2 separate regions of the Homo sapiens genome follow, and region 1 is linked to region 2. Evidence: chromatin contacts called from ENCODE Hi-C or POLR2A ChIA-PET data. All regions are on one chromosome and are shown on one strand. Each heading gives the region's core, a stretch centred on a gene start or an enhancer-like site at or near the end of the contact. The rest is flanking DNA. Distances are from core to core; before and after follow the strand shown. Region 1 holds the start of CDC42EP2 (CDC42 effector protein 2). Region 2 holds the start of SAC3D1 (SAC3 domain containing 1).

The links. A loop is a pair of places that touch in the nucleus more often than their neighbours do. ChIA-PET counts read pairs that join two places held with the same protein, here RNA polymerase II (POLR2A). Pooled maps may share reads with other maps.
Region 1: a loop to region 2 is called in a pooled map, with 4 times the contacts of the local background. The contact joins the promoter of CDC42EP2 here to the promoter of SAC3D1 in region 2. A Hi-C loop is called at or near these places in 4 of 50 pooled maps. POLR2A ChIA-PET finds 5 or more read pairs at or near these places in 6 of 52 experiments (B cell, CD8-positive, alpha-beta memory T cell, GM12878 and 3 more).

Annotation. Positions count from the first base shown.
Region 1 is chr11:65,311,806-65,317,739 of GRCh38, reverse strand. It overlaps CDC42EP2 (CDC42 effector protein 2), which reads right to left and starts at 2,874. Exons shown (of 2, transcript NM_006779.4): 1 at 2,786-2,874. It overlaps LOC105369344 (a long non-coding RNA gene), which reads left to right and starts at 3,051. Exons shown (of 3, transcript XR_007062727.1): 1 at 3,051-3,969. RefSeq lists silencers at 1,917-2,076, 2,247-2,376, 2,837-3,216.
Region 2 is chr11:65,036,835-65,043,119 of GRCh38, reverse strand. It overlaps SAC3D1 (SAC3 domain containing 1), which reads right to left and starts at 1,910. Exons shown (of 2, transcript NM_013299.4): 1 at 1,254-1,910. The coding sequence starts at 1,827. It overlaps SNX15 (sorting nexin 15), which reads right to left. Exons shown (of 8, transcript NM_013306.5): 7 at 4,291-4,548; 8 at 2,548-3,434. The coding sequence ends at 3,328. ARL2-SNX15 (ARL2-SNX15 readthrough (NMD candidate)) reads right to left here. Exons shown (of 11, transcript NR_037650.2): 10 at 4,291-4,548; 11 at 2,548-3,434. RefSeq lists silencers at 1,242-1,291, 1,312-1,991 and enhancers at 4,071-4,190, 4,261-4,310.

The DNA.
Region 1 (5,934 bases), core at 1,625-4,124, 270 kb before region 2:
AATGTGTAAAAATAAATAGCTATGAAGGGGTGTCATACTGATTTAACAGAAAAAAGAAATGAAGCAAGCACTCCCTCTGCTTGAGGGTGGGGGACGCACATGGGACCTGATTGGTCCAGTACACATGAGCCCAGATGTAGACTCAGCATAAAAGGCAAAGAGAGAAACTTGTCCAAGGTCACCCAGTGAGTAAGGGCAGCATGGGAATTCAAGCCAGATGAGCCCACCCTCCTGTACCACTCCCTCCCCAGGCCCAGCCAGGGGCTCACCAAAGGTGGCTCTTGCCAGTTCTTTGCCTCAGTTTTCATTCTGGGCAGGGTGAGGGTGGGGGTGAGGGGGTTGGGAGGCGGGAGCAGGAAGGAGGAAGGAGGATGCAGGAGAAGCAGAGTCCAACTGCCCCCCTCCCCCCACCAGCTGAGGCCCTTGCTCAGGAAACCCCACCCCAGGACCGGACACCCGGGTCAGTCGTACTGAGCCACAGAGGCCGGACATCTTACCCCTCCCAGAGCACCTGGAGCTTAACAGGAAACAAAGGAATGACTCTCCCGTGGCGGAAATCCAGCTCAGCTTGCAAGGAGCTGGGGGAAGGGTGGGGACGCATGGGCACCCTGAGGTCTTGGAATCCCGTCACGCATTCATCCTGTGTCAACCATGCCAGGCCTGGGGGCCATGCTGACAAACATGCAATTTGTCGCTCGTCAGGAGAGAAGTCCTGGGGGGGGCTTGTCTTCCTTTTCACTCATGGAGCGTGGGGCTGACTGGTGGGATGTACCCAGAGCCTGGGCCAGGTCCTCCCCGCACCCCCAACCCCATCACACGGCAGCGCCAAGACAGCCTGAGTGTTTCCACAACAAATTGGGCGTCCCTGACAGCTGTCTCACTCACAGCCAGATGTACACACCCAATTCCAGATGTGGGGAGAATCGAGGGTGAGGCCAGCATCAGCGGCCCAGGGGAGAGCTGGGAATTACAACCCTCACGCCCCAGGAATTTAGATTTGGCAACTGCAAGACCCTAGGATCCAGCTTGCCACGCACAGTTTCTCATCTTAAAGCTCCCAGTCACGGCATGGTGGGGTCATTACGGCCCTTTACAGAAGTCGAAGCTGAACCTCAGAGATGTTAAGTAACATTGGCGACGTCATCCAGTTAGGAAGTGGAAGAGTGGGTACCCAGCCTGGTCCACGTGGTTCCCATGCAGTGGGCCACGCCTACTTCCATAATATGTTTGGGGAGCGGGAGAGAAAGGGGCTCACAGCTAGGCTGGGAACAGTGGGTCCCCAGATCTCCTCCATCTACATCCTGACCTTTGGCTGCCCCCGTCTGCCCAACTTTCATGTGTCCAGAGATATGAGAATGAGGTCTCCATCAGGACAGGGCTGTGGGGAGCTGGGAGGGGAGCTCCCTGCAGCAGTCGGGGAGCAGATAGGAGCATCCTAGCTCTCTGTGATTGCCCTGGACAGGAGCCCTGGACCTCCCAATGAGAAAATGACTTCCGGCAGGCAGGGATCCTCCTATCATGAAGAATATTAGGCCACCTCACACCCCCTCTTCTCCTAAATCAGGAGACTGTCCTTAAATCCAGCTCCACCTGGGACTTCCTCAGTAACCTTCAGCAAGACGCCTCTCCTCTCTGGGTCTCACCTTTCCCATCTATAAAATGGGCTGACAACGAAGCCACCACTAAAGGGCCACTGGAGATCCCACTGCAATATTGCAGGTGAGAGCGCCAATGTACAATAGCGGGGTTCAGCGGGTCACTGTAGGTTTTATCATTCATTCAGCAAATATCTACAAGGCCTTCCTTCCTCAAGCACTTCGATTCTCCGGGGCCAGTGCTTTGAACAATAGCAAAAACGAAGGGCTCCTGACCCCAGGCGTCCACCTCCTCCCGCCCTCCTAGACCTCGAGGATGCAGAGACCCTCTAGCGGCCGCTGGGTCTCCCGGGGTCCCGGTGCCTCCGGAGAGGTGCCCGGCTCCGCGGCCGCCAGGTGGCGCGCGTGCTCCCTTGATCGCCTCGTGTCCCGGAGGACTCCGAGAGCGCACCGGGGTCTCCAGCGCCCCTCCCCCGGGCTCCAGGCAGGCGGTCCCCAAGGAGCTGCGCGTTCAAGTACCAGATGGGGATTACCTGCGAGATCTTTTTGCTTCGGGGTTTCTGGTCCCACAATCGGGGAAAAAGGGGGCGATTGGGGACCCTGCCCTAGTCTCCAAGCTCTGGGAGGAGCCTCCCCCCTGTGCTTTCCGGCCTGGGCGATGTCCTAGTGTCCGCTCGGCACAGGGCCAGAGCTCGGGCGTGCGGGCCCCCGCCCCTCCCACGGGTCCGGCTCCTTAGCTCCGGCTCGGGTTCCTGCGCCGACCCCTCCCCACTCCTACCCGGGCGGAGCCCAGCCCAGCCCGGATCCGTTTCAGGACATTCGCGGCCGCAGCTAAAGATAGGAGAACAACTCACTATCGGCTAAAAATACGGCCCCCAGCCCCGGTGGGGATGCTGGGCGGCGGGGCACCCCTGGGTCTCGGGAGGGGGGCGGGGGCCCGGACACAAAATGGAGGGCAGAACGGGGAATTCGGGGTCGGGATGCGTTGCGCCCCCACGGACCGTGGCGGGCACGGGCGAGGCTGCGGGAACCCAGATGCGGGTGGGAAGCCCCATGGAGCCCTAGGAGCCCTCGAAAGGAACTGAGTGAGGTGAGAGGCAGAGCCAGGGCGCGAGCTGGGGCGGGGCGCCACAGAGATGGGCCTCTCGGGGGACCCCCGCGAAGCTGCGAAAATCCCAGCCCGAACTCACCGTGAGGCGCGCAGACGGCAGACCGGCGGACAGCAAGGTCTCAGGAGCTGGACAGCGCGGCGGCCGGACCCGACCGGCGGTGAACTTACAGAGTGCACCGCGGACCCCGCAGCCCCGCCCCGGCCCGCGGAGCCAATGCCGGGGCCGCGCCAGCCAAGCCCCTCCCCATCCCCGCCCAGGCCCCGCCCCACTCCGGGCACCGCCCGGGGCTCCCGGCGTGGGAGGTGCCGCTCCCGGGTCCAGCGGTCGCGCGCGCCCTGGAGTCCTGTCCTGGTTCTGGCGGCTGAGGGCCGGGTGGCGCAGGCGGCCTCCGGCTGTGCCCATGGGAACTAAAACCTTCGGTTCTAGAAGAGCCGGGGGAGAGGCTCCGGGAAGACCGAATTCTTCAGAAATCGCAGAGAGACCTTGGACCGGATCCTTCCCTGCAGGGCTGCGTCGGGGAAGCGCCGGCACAAGTATATTCAGCGACTTCCTTGGAAGCGCCTACGTTAGAATACTACAAACTTACAAGCTAGTTGATCAGTTTACCTCCCACTAGAAAAGACAGTATGGGAAGGCAGAGGCCGCGTGGCCTGGACCCCCGTCTTTGCTGTCAGGCTTCCAGAGTGAAGGTGGGGCTCATATTCAGACTAGTTCCTGGTCCATTCATTCTTTCAGTCAGTCAGTCAGTCATTCCTACAGGGCCAGAAACTTTTTTTTTTTTTGAGACAGAGTTTCGCTCTTGTTGCCCAGACTGCTCACCGCAACCTCCGTCTCCTGGGTTCAAGAGATTCTCCTGCCTCAGCCTCCCGAGTAGCTGGGATTACAGGCATGTGCCAGCACACCTGGCTAATTTTTGTATTCTTAGTAGAGACGGAGTTTCTCCATGTTGGCCAGGCTGGTCTCGAATTCCCGACCTCAAGTGATCTGCCCGCCTCGGCCTCCCGAAGTGCTGCAATTACAGGCGTGAGCCACCGCGCCCGGCCCAGAAACATGTTTTGAAGGGCAGGCACCGCACAGGGTGCTGGAGACAGACTGAAGGAAACTGCACCTCTCAGTGACTCAAGAGAGATTTGTTGAGTATCTACCAAGTGCCTAGCGCTGTTCTTGTCCCTGGGGATTCAGCCTCTGGATTGGGACCTGCAGCCCAGAGAAGGGAAATGGGGGAAATCCAAGTTCCCAGGTACATCATGATACCCTTCCAGGTGGGTAAGTGCTAAGAAGAGTGGGGCAGAGGAAGTGGTGGGTAGTGACGGGGTGGACAGACCTCACTTTCTAGAGGATGACAGCTATGCCAGCTCAGTGTGACCAGGATGGTTGGCTTCAATGCTGTCAGTGTGGGAAGGGCTTTTAGGGAGGCAGAGCCGGGAAGACCTCAGTGGGGGAGGCAGGATGCTGGGGGTGGGGGAAGATGCCAGACAAGCTGGGAGGTCCGGATGGGAAGAAGGGGATCATGGTAGGTAAAATAACAGCCCCCCTAAATATGTTCACATCTAGCCAGGTGCTGTGGCTCATGCCTATAATCCCAGCACTTTGGGAGGCCAAGGTGGGAGGATTGCTTGGGTCCAGGAGTTTGACACTGACACCAGCCTGAGCAACATAGTGAGACCCTGTTTCTACAACAAATAAATTAGCCGGACATGGTGGCTCAAGCCTGTAGTCCCAGGTACTCTGGAGGCTTAGGTAGGAGAATTGCTTGAACCTGGGAGGTTAAGGCTGCAGTGAGCTGTGATCACGCCACTGCACTCCAGCCTGGGCAATAGAGCAAAAACCCATGTAAAAAAAAAAAAAGAAAAGAAAAAAAGCCCACATCCGAACCTGTGTAATCTATGAATATGTTTTGTTACATGAGAAATGGAAATGAAAATTGCCAATGAGGGCTGGGCGCCGTGGCTCATGCCTGTAATCCCAGCACTTTGGGAGGTCAAGGCAGGTGGATCACGAGGTCAGGAGATCGAGACCATCCTGGCTAATATGGTGAAATCCCGTCTCTACTAAAAATACAAAAAAAAAAAAAAATTAGCCGAGCATGGTGGCAGGCACCTGCAGTCCCAGCTACTCGGGCGCCTGTAGTCCCAGCTACTCAGGAGGCTGAGGCAGGAGAATGGCATGAACCTGGGAGGCGGAGCTTGTAGTGAGCCGAGATCGCACCACTGCACTCCAGCCTGGGCGACAGAGCGAGACTCCGTCTCAAAAAAAAAAAAAAGAAAAAAAAGAAAATTGCCAATGAAATTATGGTTGCAAATCAGCTGACTTTAAAATAGCTTATGCTGAAGTATCTGGGTGGGCCAGTGTAATAACAAGGGTTTTTAAAAGTAGAAGCAGGAGACAGAGAAAGAGATGTGATAGGCCGGGCGTGGTGGCTCACGACTCACGCCTGTAATCCCAGCACTTTGGGAGGCTGAGACGGGTGGATCACAAGGTCAGGAGTTCAAGACCATCCTGGCTAACACGGTGAAACCCCGTCTCTACTAAAAATACAAAAAATTAGCTGGGTGTGGTGACACGTGCCTGTAGTCCCAGCTACTTGGGGGGCTGAGGCAGGAAAATCGCTTGAACCTGGGAGACAGAGGTTGCAGTGAGTCGAGATTGTGCCATTGCACTCTAGCTGGAGTGACACAGCGAGACTCCGTCTCAAAAAAAAAAGAGAGAGATGTGATGACTGAAGGGCCAGAGAAATGATGTGTTGCTGCCTTTGAAGATGGAGGCAGAGGCCCCAAACCAAGGAACTGCTTCAGAAGCTGGAAAATACAAGGAAACAGGTTCTACCCTATCTACCCTAGAGGCTCCAGAAGGAACACAGCCCTGCCCTCACCTCCTCACCTTGATCTTAGCTCAGTGAGACTCACACATTGGCCTTTTTTTTTTTTTTTTTTTGAGATAGAGTCTTGCTCTATTGCCCAGGCTGGAGTGCAGTGGTGCAACCTCGGCTCACTGCAACCTCCATCTCCTAGGTTCAAGCGATTCTCCTGCCTCAGCCTCCCGAGTAGCTGGGGTTACAGACGCCCGCCACCATGCCTGGCTAATTTTTGTATTTTTAGTATAGATAGGGTTTCACCATGTTGGCCAGGCTGCTCTCAAACTCCTGACCTCAAGTGATCCACCCACCTTGGCCTCCCAAAGTGCTGGGATTATAGGCATGAGCCACCTCGCTCAGCCCCATGTTGACC
Region 2 (6,285 bases), core at 661-3,160:
CTGGGCATGATGGCCACACCCGGCTACTTGGGAGGGTGGGGCAGGAGGATCACTTGAGCCCAGGAATTCGAGTGGCAACATGCGAGATCCCATCTCTACAAAAAAAATTTTTTTAAGTTAGCCGGGTGTGATTGCATACATCTGTGGTCCCAGCTACTTGGAAGGCTGAGGCAGAAGGATCCCTTGAGCCCACGAGGTTGAGGCTGCAGTGAACTATAATTAAGCCACTGTACTCCAGCCTGGGCAAGAGTGAGACCCTGTCTCAAAAAACACAAACAGGCCGGGTGCAGTGACTCACGCCTGTAATCCCAGCACTTTGGGAGGCAGAGGTGAGCTATCATTTTGAGGTCAGGAGTTCGAGACCAGCATGGCCAACATGGTGTTGGCCTGTCTCTACTAAATATCCAAACACTAGCCGGGTGTGGTGGTGCACGCCTGTAGTCCCAGCTCTTTGGGAGGCTGACGCAGGCGAATAGCCTGAACCCGGGAGGCGGAGGTTGCAGTTAGGCAAGATCATGCCACCGCACTCCAGCCTGGGCGACAGAGCTAGACTCTGTCTCAAAAACAAAGAAAGAAACAAATAATAAGAGTTTATTGGAATGCATCGCCCATAGAAAGTATCTCTAATGCCTTAAACTTCTGTCTCAGGTATATTCGTGGGCATATGTGTTCTTGTTTGCTTGGTAACCCTGACTGGGCGGGGAGGTTAAAAGAGTTTGAAAATCAGCCGGGCGCGGTGGCTCACGCCTGTAATCCCAGCACTTTGTGAGGCCAAGGTGGGCGGATCACGAGGTCAGGAGTTCGAGACCAGCCTGACCAACATGGTGAAACCCCCGTCTCTACTAAATACAAAAATTAGCTGGGTGTGGTGGCGCGCGCCTGTGATCCCAGCTACTCAGGAGGCTGAGGCAGAAGAATCGCTTGACCCAGGGAGGCGGAGGTTGCAGTGAGCCGAGATCGCGCCACTGCACTCCAGCCTGGGCGACAGAGCGAGACTCAAAAAAAAAAAAGTTTGAAAATCACTATTTAGACCAATTCTCCCTTTCCACCCTTGCCCCCTCCACTTTTATTCCTGAGACAACTAAGACCCAGAGATGGGCCCGAGGTCCCACGTCGGGGCTCGGTGGATCTTGTGCTGTCCTGGGAGGGGGCTAATGGTGAGATGTTAAAGCTAATCCTTCCTTTCCCTACCTCCACTGTCATGGTGGGCTCCTGTCCCCACGCTCTGCCCAGCCGCCAGGATCCCGACTCACCCAGGTTATAGAGCAGAAAGAGGCCCTGGAAGGCGGGTTGGCGGGGGTGCGGCCCGGCGCCCCGCGCGTAGCAGCGCCGCAGCGAGCCGAAGCCCTCCTGCACCTGGGCCTGCAGCAGCACCGGGTCCGCGGGTCCCCGCGCCGCGTCGGGCCCGAGCCGCGCCACTACGGTCAGCAGCGTGGCCAGCGCCGCCTCCAGCACCACAGCTGCCTCGGCGTCGCCCGCTCCCTGCAGCGCCAGGTCCAGGAGCACAGCTCGCAAGCGGTCTGCCACGAAGCTGGCCACCTCGGCGCGGGCGATGTCGGCGCTCTCCGCCACCTCACCGGCCAGGTAGCGCACGGTGGCCAGCAGCACGGAGGGCGGACGCAACTGGCTGGGCGGGGGCCGGGGCTTGCCGGCGGCGGGTCGGCTGTACTCCTTCACCGCGCGCTGCGGATCCGCGCGGGGCGGGTCCTGGCGGCAACCCGGCACCACCTCCAAGCGGTGCAGGCGGTGCTCCCTTTCGCGCTGGGCGCGCTCGGCGGCCGGGCACATGTCCGGGCAGGTGCCCACGGGCAGCTCGCAGCCGGGCATGAGGGGGCTGCGGGGAGACGGTGGGCGCTCAGCATCCCGGGGACGGCAGTGCTGCGGGAAGGCACGCGAGGCCGGCCGGGGGGTGGGGAGCGGCGGGTCGGGGCGGGGCTGAACCTGTCTGGGCCCGCCTTCCCGCCATGATCCCCGGCCTTCGGGCCGCCCATCGAGCCACCTCTGTCCTCTCACCCAGTCCAGTCGAGTTGGCCTCCCGAGATGCACTGCGTTGTAGTCCAGCTACGCCTCTGCGGCTCCGCGCGCTCTAGGGCGGCTAACGGCCCCCATCGAGCGCCAAGTTCAGCTTCGCGCGCTCCCCTTAGTGTTTTTAACGTGTAGCCCGGGCCGCTCCCATGATACACCGGTGTAGTCCCTGCCGCAACCAACCGCTTTGTGGTGAGGCGGGGCGGGGCGGGGCTGAGGCCACGCCTTCCAGCCCGCTGAGCAATCAGGATTTGGCTTTGGGGCCTCTGAGACAAGTACCCGGGCTTTGGGTTCCTCTCCTTCGTCCCTTCCACCCAATAAACCGGCTCCATCGGCTTGTCCTCTATTTCCCTGAGACTATGCTCCCTATTTTCTAGCTCAGGGGCCAGCAAATGTTTTCTGCAAAGGGCCAGGTTGTAAATGTTTTGGGATTTGCAGGCGGCAAAGACTCAACTCTGCAACTGTTTCAACTGCCAGTGTAGCGCGAAAGCAGCTATCACAATACTAAATGAATTAGCCTGGTTGTGTTCCAACAAATTTTATTTATGGACTCTTAAATTTCATATAATTTTCACTTGTCACATATAAATTTCACCTGTCATTGTCACAGAATATTATTTTGATTTTTTTAATCATTAAAAAAAGTAAAAACCACTCTCACAGCCCTTACATTAAAAAGGAGGTGGGCCAGATTTGGCTGCAGGTGGGAGTTTGCAGACCCCAGTTCTAGAGGGGTAAACTAATGGTTTAATGACCACAGCTGCTGCTCACACATCAAGACAGACAGACATGGGCCGGGCGTAGTGACTCATGCCTGTAATCTCAGCACTTTGGGAGACTGAGGCGGGTGGATCACTTGAGGTCAGGAGTTCGAGACCAGCCTGGCCAACATGGTGTAACCCCGTCCCTACTGAAAATACAAAATATTAGCTGGGCGTGGTGGCATGTGCCTGCAATCTCAGCTACTGGGGAGGCTGAGACAGGAGAACTGCTTGAACCTGGGAGGTGGAGGTTGCAGTGAGCCGCGATCCCACCACTGCACTCCAGTCTGGGCGACACAGCGAGACTCCAACTCAAAAAAACCCCAAAAAGACAGGCAGGGTCAGAAGTGTGAGTCCTTGATTCCAAGGTGGCAGGTGTAATCAGGGAGCTAAGAATTCATTATTTTTCTCATTCTTGGTCCAGTTACCTACAGAAATGGCTCCTGTAATTACAAGACCAGGAGGTAGGGCCAGGCCCTGGGGAGAGGAGAAGGGGCTGGCAGTGCAGGAGCGAGAGTCCCAGGGAATGGCCCACTCCCTGTTAGGGTGGGAGTTGAGACAGGTGCAGGCGCAGGATCTCCTCTGCCCGCTTCAGGTACTCAGCTGCCTTCTTCTTCACACCTTCCTGGCGGGCAGGCAACGGGTCACCTGTGGAGAGAGAATGCTCAGCTGAGGCACCTGGGCACCACTGGCCTGGTCAGAACCCCTGGTCGGGTCCTTTACAATTCGCAGAGCATCACCATGTGCTTTTCCCTCCTCTCTGGGGCCCAGCATCCATTCTCCTCAGTCTACAAATAAGAAAACTGAGGCCATGCTGGGCGCGGTGGCTCACGCCTGTAATCCCAGCACTTTGGGAGGCCGAGGTGGGTGGATCACGAGGTCAGGGGTTCGAGACCAGCCTGACCAACATGGTGAAAGCCCATCTCTACTAAAACTACAAAAATTCGCTGGGCGTGGTGGCACGTGCCTGTAATCCCAGCTACTCAGGAGGCTGAGGCAGGAGAATGGCTTGAACCTGGGAGGTGGAGGTTGCAGTGAGCCAAGATTGTGCCACTGCACTCCAGCCTGGGCGACAGAGCGAGACTCTGTCTCAAAAAATAAAAATAAATAAATAAAAATAAATAAAAAATAAAAATTCAAAAATTAGCCAGGCATGGTGGTGGGCGCCTGTAATCCCAGCTAGTCGGGAGGCTGAGGCAGTAGAATCACTTGAACCTGGGGGGCGGAGGTTGCAGTGAGCCGAGATTGTGCACTCCAGCCTGCAACAAGAGCAAGACTCTGTCTCAAAAAAAAAAAAAAAAAAAGAGGAAGAAGAAAACTGAGGCCACAAGAGGTTAAAAACAACAACAACAAAAAAACAGAAACAAAAATCTGCCCAGGTTACACAGCTGGTCAGTGAGGAGTAAAAGGGCTCCTGATCCGTGATTTGCTTGTTTTTTTGCTCCCTTCATCACTGCCCCACCTGGGACCCAGGCCTGACCCTCCACCCTCAGTCCCTACTCACTGGGGACTCCCTGAAGCAAGACGTGCACGCCGTCTCGATAGCCCTGGAGTGCAGCAGCGTAAGCGCCTGCCTTCTCATCCCGCAGGGCCTGGGTGATGAGCTCTGTGGCCTGGCTTAGGTAGGCAGGGGTGGGCCCTCCTTCCCCATCCTCTTCCTCCTCCTGCCCTCCTGGCTCCCAGGGTTCCTGGTCCAGCCTTGCAGACTCCACCTCCATCGTTGCCAGCTCAGCCACATGGGTGGGGCTGGGGGCTGCGCCTTCTGCAGTTAGAAAGGGAGGACTCGGACCAGACTGGCCCTTCCTTTCCCAGGCCCTCTGCCCAACCCCAAGACTTCTTTTGTCCATCAGGGTATCAGCCTGTCCCCAGTAGAGGGGACCAATGCCAGAGCAATCCAGAAGTCGTCTGTGGATCAAAAACTAGCCATGAGCTATTTGATCGATAGGGTTCATGTGCTTCTGTAAAAACAGCCTTACCTTCCTAATTATGTCTTTAGGTACACACTCTAGTTTGTAAGCTCTGGGTCACTGGTCCTATTTCCCTCTTGACTCCAGTTGACCTAGAAATCCAAAAATCCCCTCCAGAAAGTTTCCCTGAAGGATGCTAGGCCACCACCACCAGGCTGAGGGTAGAAATGCTCCAAGACTTGGAATAATCTTAGAATAGGAGACTTAGAGAATCTCAGGGGTTTTCTGAAGCCTTGCAGTTTCAGCTGAGGCCCCCAAATGTAAAGACAGTGAGTGACAGGTGTCCTCACATTTCCCAGGTAAAGGCTCATTATATCCCCCTGGACTGGCTAAAAGGGGGTCGGACATCCTACCTGCAGCTTACACACGAGGCGACTGGAAATCTGGTGCACCTTTGGTGAAAAGGCCTCTGAGGGGAAGGTGCGGGGGCAGGAAGCATCATGATACCCTATCATCCTGGAGAGGGAAAAAGTGGGTGCCTCTCTAACCCCATCCCTGTGAGTTCCATGAGAGCCCTGAGAAGTCCGGGCCTCCTGCAGGAGGGAGAAGGCACCTCCTGGCTGGGCCTACAGCCCTCCATGTATTGCTCAGGGAGCAGAGAGCAGAAGAGTACCTGGGACACCTGCACACTCGAGTTAAGGAGTTTGCTGTGAAGAAGGGAGACACAGGTGCCCACTCCTTGCCTCGAGAATTCTGGTGGTGAGAGGCTTGTTGGAGGTGCCCACCATGGCAGGGTAGGGAAATAAGGCAGTGTCTGAGCACACTGCAGTTCCAGGCTTTGGGGACTTTTCCCATGGGCTGAGTGAATGTCTCATTGGAGCTGTCTGTGAAGGGTCTTGAAAAGATCCTGGCTGGACACAGTCACTCATGCCTATGATCCAGCACTTTGGGAGGCTGAGGTGGGAGGACTACTTGAGTCCAGGAGCTTGAGACCAGCCTGGGCAACATAGTGAGATCTCATCTCTACAAAAAATCAAAAACTTAGCTGGGCATGATGGTGCATGCCTGTGGTCCTGTCCCAGCTATTTGGGAGGCTGAGGTGGGAGGATCGCTTAAGCCTAGGAGTTGGAGGCTGCAGTGAGCCGTGATCGCACCACTGCCCTCTAGCCTGGTGACAGAGCCAGACTCTGTCTCAAAAAATAAATAAAAAAAAATAAAAAAATTAAAAAGGAGAGGAAAAAAAATAGAAAAGCTCCTGCCCAGGCAGCTAGCTGCCCAGCAGGGACTCAGCTGGCACAAGGACAGAGCACTTGGATGCCTGCCACCCAGAGGCCAGGCATAACAGCCCTGTGACACCAACATTGCCTTTCCCTCCCATTCCTTCTTCCCACTCCCCAACCCTGGAGAGGCAGGAGCAGGAACGGGAGGAGGCAGAACAAGAAAAGTGAAAGAGGCAGGGCATTTTGGCTCACGCCCGTAATCTCAGCACTCTGGGAGGCGGAGGCAGGTGGATCACTTGAGTGTCAGGAGTTTGAGACCAGCCTGACCAAAATGGTGCGACCCTGTCTCTACTCAAAATACAAAAATTAGCC